Regions from separate parts of the Mus musculus genome. Here region 2 is linked to region 1. Evidence: chromatin contacts called from ENCODE Hi-C or POLR2A ChIA-PET data. All regions are on one chromosome and are shown on one strand. Each heading gives the region's core, a stretch centred on a gene start or an enhancer-like site at or near the end of the contact. The rest is flanking DNA. Distances are from core to core; before and after follow the strand shown. Region 1 holds the start of Lsm7 (LSM7 homolog, U6 small nuclear RNA and mRNA degradation associated). Region 2 holds the start of Timm13 (translocase of inner mitochondrial membrane 13).

What was found. A loop is a pair of places that touch in the nucleus more often than their neighbours do. ChIA-PET counts read pairs that join two places held with the same protein, here RNA polymerase II (POLR2A).
Region 2: a loop to region 1 is called in a map of T-helper 2 cell, with 1.9 times the contacts of the local background. The contact joins the promoter of Timm13 here to the promoter of Lsm7 in region 1. A Hi-C loop is called at or near these places in 1 of 37 maps with a recorded cell type or tissue (T-helper 2 cell). POLR2A ChIA-PET finds 5 or more read pairs at or near these places in 3 of 5 experiments (Patski and embryonic stem cell).

Annotation. Positions count from the first base shown.
Region 1 is chr10:80,853,843-80,856,542 of GRCm38, forward strand. It overlaps Lsm7 (LSM7 homolog, U6 small nuclear RNA and mRNA degradation associated), which reads right to left and starts at 1,367. Exons shown (of 4, transcript NM_025349.2): 1 at 1,339-1,367; 2 at 776-866. The coding sequence starts at 1,344. Sppl2b (signal peptide peptidase like 2B) reads left to right here and starts at 1,433. Exons shown (of 15, transcript NM_175195.3): 1 at 1,433-1,546. The coding sequence starts at 1,499.
Region 2 is chr10:80,899,712-80,902,411 of GRCm38, forward strand. Timm13 (translocase of inner mitochondrial membrane 13) reads right to left here and starts at 1,258. Exons shown (of 3, transcript NM_013895.4): 1 at 913-1,258; 2 at 771-839; 3 at 1-548. The coding sequence starts at 1,032. The coding sequence ends at 450. Lmnb2 (lamin B2) reads right to left here. Exons shown (of 12, transcript NM_010722.5): 12 at 1,652-2,700.

The DNA of each region.
Region 1 (2,700 bases), core at 117-2,616:
GGCGAGACATGGAGAAGAATGTCAGTCCACCCCGTAACACATATAGAACCTGGTATGGCAGCTCAGGAACAGTTGCCACCACAGAACTCATGAGTAAGTAAGTGTGGTGGCCTAGTCACTGTGACTCCAACCCTCTTCTTTCCAGTATGGAAGGTGCTATATAGTGTCCATAAAACTTTATTGTCACCCATCCATGCAATCTGAAACAGTCTCCCCCCCCCCCCCCAGGGTCTCATGTGCCCAAGCTGGTCTCAGACTCACTAGGCAGCCTGATCCTCCTGTCTTACCCCTAGTGTTGGAATGCCAGGCTTATACAACCACGCCAGGTTTACACGGGGTTGGGAATAGAACTCAGGGCTTTATGCATGCTAAACCAGCAATCTACCCACAGACATACAGCCCCACCCATGGTTGATTCTTGGAGACAGATCTTGCTACATAACTTAAACTGGCCTGGAACTTTCAATCCTTTCATTGGGAAACCTTCCAGGTTCCTGCTGTGTCCAGGTGCTTAAGAACAGGGCTTCCTATCACCTCCTTCCACCTCCTCGTGGGTCCTGGCCCCTTCCTTCAGGATCCATCCATACTGGTCTGGGTGCTAATCTCACTTGACTCCTTTCCTGGGGCTCTGTTTCCCCACCCACAATAGGGGCATACCTTTCAATGGTACACAATAGCCCAAGCCATTATTGGAACGCCTGTACTAGGTGGCTTCCCTTGCTTGCTGTGACCTCAGCCAAGCTCTGTGTCAGGGAGCCCTGCGGTAGGCACTCACCTTCCCGGCCACCCTGGAACTTCACCCGAATGGTCTTATCGATGTACTTGGAGAGGTCCAAGATGCTTTCTTTCTTCTTTTTCTCTTTGTCCTGCTGGGAGGTGGGGCGCTGAGGAGAGAGGTCCAGCCTCCCCATATCCCTGTAGCCTGGGCATGGCACCCAGGGACTCCTTTCCAACTCAGGCTCCCAGAACCCTGGGTGCATCCTCACCTCCAGTGTCTGCCTAATTGAATGCTATGCCCGAGTCTGCATTTCTGTCTGCATGCCCACGTCCTCATCTGCATCCCTGGATACCCCATCTGCACTGTTTCCTGTACGCACCCCTGTCTGCCTGGTCTGCAACCCCCACGTTCCGCGTCTGCATCCTCATGTCGGTCGTCTGTTTTTCATGTCACCTGGTCTGTACCCATGGCTTCCGTCTGCAGTCCCACGTGGCTCCCATCCTTCAGCACCCTGTCTCCCTACTCTAGGGCGTCCGTCACTCTCCTTTCAGTCTTTCTGCTCTCGCTTCCACAGACCCTCGATCCCGCGGCCCTGCTTTCCACGATCTAGACATGCTCACCGCCATCTTGTCGCCTCACGTCGCTCTGCGCAGGCGCCGCCCCGCCCTTTTCTAACGCGGAGGCCTTTGCGCACGCGCAGCCTCGGCGCAAGCACGTTGCGGCGTCCCGAAGGCGTTGCCAGGAAACCTTCCGCCTAGAGCTGCGGGGGGACCGGCGGACATGGCCGCGGCGCGGCTGGCCGCAGCTTTGCTGCTACTCGCGGCCCAGGTGAGCGCCACGGCCGATCGGCCCGGCCCCCCAACTCCTGACCGTGCCCTTGACCTTGCGGTCCACTCGCTCATTGCCACCGCAGACTTCTGGCGGGGCTTAGCCCGCCCTGCGCCCCGGGGCCCCAACCGCCGCCGCCGCTGTTCCTGCCAGCCTCAGTTTCCCCTTTTGCAGAATGGGGCGAGTTCCCGCGCTCCATCCCCGGGGCGTCCAGCGCGGCCCCCGAGGTGCATGCAGCCCGGCACCCCGGCTTCTGTTCTGTGACCTTGGGCGGAAGGGGGTCCCCACCTCAGGGTCGGTGCAGAACGCTGGGGACGAGCTTCTGCTGGGACGCCTCAGGTGTGCGCGGGGTGCGCCCTGGCAGGAGGCTGGCTTCTGGTGTGCTTTGCTTTCTGAGAGAGGTGGCATGCTGGTCTCGAACTCGGCGTAGTCCAGGCTAGCCTTGAACTCACTATGTAACCCATGTTGGCTTCACACTCACTCTGCAGTCCAGGCTGCCCTCCAACTTGCTCCGCAGCTCAGGCTGGCCTCCAGCTCGCTCTGCAGTCCAGGCTGGGCTCTGACTTCCCATGTTGCCCTGGCTGTCCCTGTGCACCCGGTGAGGCTTGGCTAACCTGGAACTCAAAGCAAAACACCGGCCTAGTTATCTCACGCGCCGCATCGCAACTCCTGGCTTAGTAGAGTCCTTTCTTGTTTTGTCTTTGTGGCTCCAGCCTTCAGTCCCAGATCCTGGAGTGTTGCATCCTTGGGTCTTGGGCCGGTTTGAAGGGTGGCCAGTGCGTCCTGCTACTGTGTACGCTCTTGTCTTGTGAAACAAGAGCCCAGGTCATTTTTAAAAATACTTTTTCTTTTCCTTTTTGAGATTACAGACTTTTGTGACAGGGTCTCCCTGTATGGCCCAGGCTGGCGGTGGGCTTGCAGCTCTGCCTCAGCCTCCCCGGTGCTGCCACAACTGGCTGGCATGTGCCTCCTTGATTGGCTAAGCTTTAAGGCATTCCTCACACATGTGGTTCCTGGGCTCTCCACCATGTGGCCAACATCTCTCTTTGGCTGCTTTTATCCCCACATCCTGTTCTTGGCTGAGCATGAGCTTTTGAAAGTGTGTCAGGGCTTGCTGCATCTGGCCAGTGGGCCAGGGCTCTACATCATATTTA
Region 2 (2,700 bases), core at 8-2,507, 46 kb after region 1:
TCATGCATGATAGGTGAAGGCTACATGAAGCCTTGCTTCTTAACCTCGGCTGGTCTCCCCGGGATGACCAAACACCTGAGATCATGCTCCGAATTCCCTGAGAGCCAGCAGCCCACTGACCCCAAGGGGAAAGATACCCTGGGAGGTCTGGGCCTACTCAGGGGAAGGGACCTGAAGCAGTGAGGTGACACGCCTGCTTTACTGCCCCAGCAGCGATTTATTGGCCTGCTCTCCTGAGGTCACAGGTCAGTGGGGCCAGCCAGATCCCTGTGCTCTGTCGGGTCCTCACTCTCTTCTGAGATTGAGCTGGACGCAGCAACCCAGGGGAGAGGCCTCGATCCCCAAGCCCTCCATGCTGCCAGACTTCAGGGCGGCTAGGAGGAGACACCCTAACTGGCAGGGAAAACAGTTCAGACCATAAGCACGGTGTCCCGAGGCACAGGTCCCGGTCACATGTTGGCTCGTTCCCGCTGCAGTCGAGAGTTGTAGGCGCGGGACACGGTATTCCAGGCGTCCATGTAGCGGTCCATGCACATGGCGATGCATTTCTGCAAAGCGTGGAGGGGGATCCCTGACTGACGGTCACACGACCCGAGGATCACCCATGAAGGCTGCACCGATCTAGGCACAGAAGCCGGGTCCTCACCCCGCGCACGCGCACAACTTCCTCAGTAGCTAAGGCTAGAGGCCGCGCACGCGCACATCTCTCAACCTCCTAGACGCTCCTGACCCCGCGCCCCTCACCACCCCGGGTTCCCGAGATGTCTCACCTGCTCCGAGTTATCCAAGGAGCCCCCGGGCTTCCCGATGCACTTCCGGAAACACTTGTCCGTCATTCTCTGTGGACACACGCGAGGTCTCAGCGGGGACTCACCCGGGGAACCCCGCCACCAACCCCGGCGCGCCCCGCACCTGGAGCAGCTCCTGCGCGTTGGCCACGGCGATCTGCACTTTCACCTGCTCCATAATGGCCCCCGGGTCCAGCTTCCCGCCACCCGTGCCGCCAAAATCCGAGCCGAAGCCGCTGTCCATGGCTGCTCAGTCAACCGGGCCACGGTCGCGCACACCGACCATACGCCCCGGAAGCCAAGCCGGGGCACCACGGGAAACAGAGGCTGAGTCGATTCCCACAAGGCAGCGCGCGTCGTCAGCAGTCTGACAAAGCTGCGGCCTGAGTCACCATGGAAACAAGTTAAACTACACCTCCCACAAACCCGTGCGCGCCGTGCACTCTGACCTCGGAGGCTCTATGGGAAACTGCAAACTCCTGCTCCCACAAGGCTGTGCGCGCCGTCCCTAAGCACTGTCCTTTGGCTTCTAGAAAGGAAGGAAACCCGAACCACAATTCCCAGAAGGCTGTGCAACTTCCCGCGTGAGCCCACTGACTTTTGACGCCCTGGCAAGGGCTGGACCAGGGTCATTTTGTCCTGGACCTCCCCGCTGCGCATGCGTACAATATAAAATCCTCGCTGCTTTTTTTTTTTTTTTTTAATATGTTTTTTTTTTAAAGTTATACGGATGGTTGTGAGCCACCATGTGGTTGCTGGTATTTGAACTTCGGACCTTCGGAAGAGCAGTCCGGTGCTCTTACCCACTGAGCCATCTTACCAGCCTGCTGCTCCTATCTTAATCTGAAGATCTACTCTGAGGCTGCAGTTAAAGTCAATGTTTATTTGAGTATACAAAAGTTTCCAGTTGTAAAATGTATATTACAAATCATAGGCGTAAAAGAAAAGGTGGAACACACGTTTGGCATGCATCTTATAAAAGAAACAATCTGTAGAGCTGAGCGATGTGCGCAGTGCCGGCGGCTCCCCAGCAGCAGTGCCACTCCGGTAACCATCTCACCTAGCCAGGGCCAGAAACAGACCCCTGAGGACCTGCAGATTACTCTAGACCTGCTCCTCAAATACAAGGAAGCTAGCTCCAGTGCAGAGTACACCTGCCCTGTGGGCAAGGCAGCAGAGCTGCGCAGTGACTGCAGCCAGCCATAACTATCCAGGATCCAACGCCGGTCACAAAGAAAACGGAGGTATCTAGAAGCAGGAGGTGGCTGGTGGGTTCTGGAGGTTGGTGGCAGTGGTGGCATCCTGTGGCCAAGAGCTCTTGCCTTGGGGGAAGACTAGGCCTGGACTCTTCCTACCATCAGCTGTGCCAGGAGAGAGAAAGAACTCGCCCTAGCTCAGTAAAGGAAGCTGCCAGTTGTGGCAGCTCCAGGCCTGAACCCCCAGAGCATCATCCCAGTGAGCTGCGTTACTGACCGATGTAAAAAAATAAATATTCTTTAAAAAAATACCATGTGTCAGTGGTGGGGAGGTGACAGGTGAAACTGGCTGGCTCCTGGCACTAAGTTGCAGGGAAGCAAGTTTCCAGGCCTTGCCATCGAGGTGGGGCACAGAGGGGCCACACAGTATTCATACAGGAGAGGCCAGGAGCATAGCTAGTGTGGCCACACTCATGTGAGCAGTCACTGGCTGGGAACCTGCAGCCTTTGCTCCTGAAGGCACAACGCCCACGGTTTGCCTGTCCCCTTCAGTCTTAGGATGGGAGGCGTCGTCCCATGTGTGAACTCGCTCCTCCTTGGTCCTCCGCTTTAGAAGGGACTAGAACAATTCAGAATCTGGGACCAGAGAAGCCTGTGAATGCCCTGGAGCTGGGGACTGTTATAAACCCTTCAGATTCAGAGCACAAAGCTGGGCC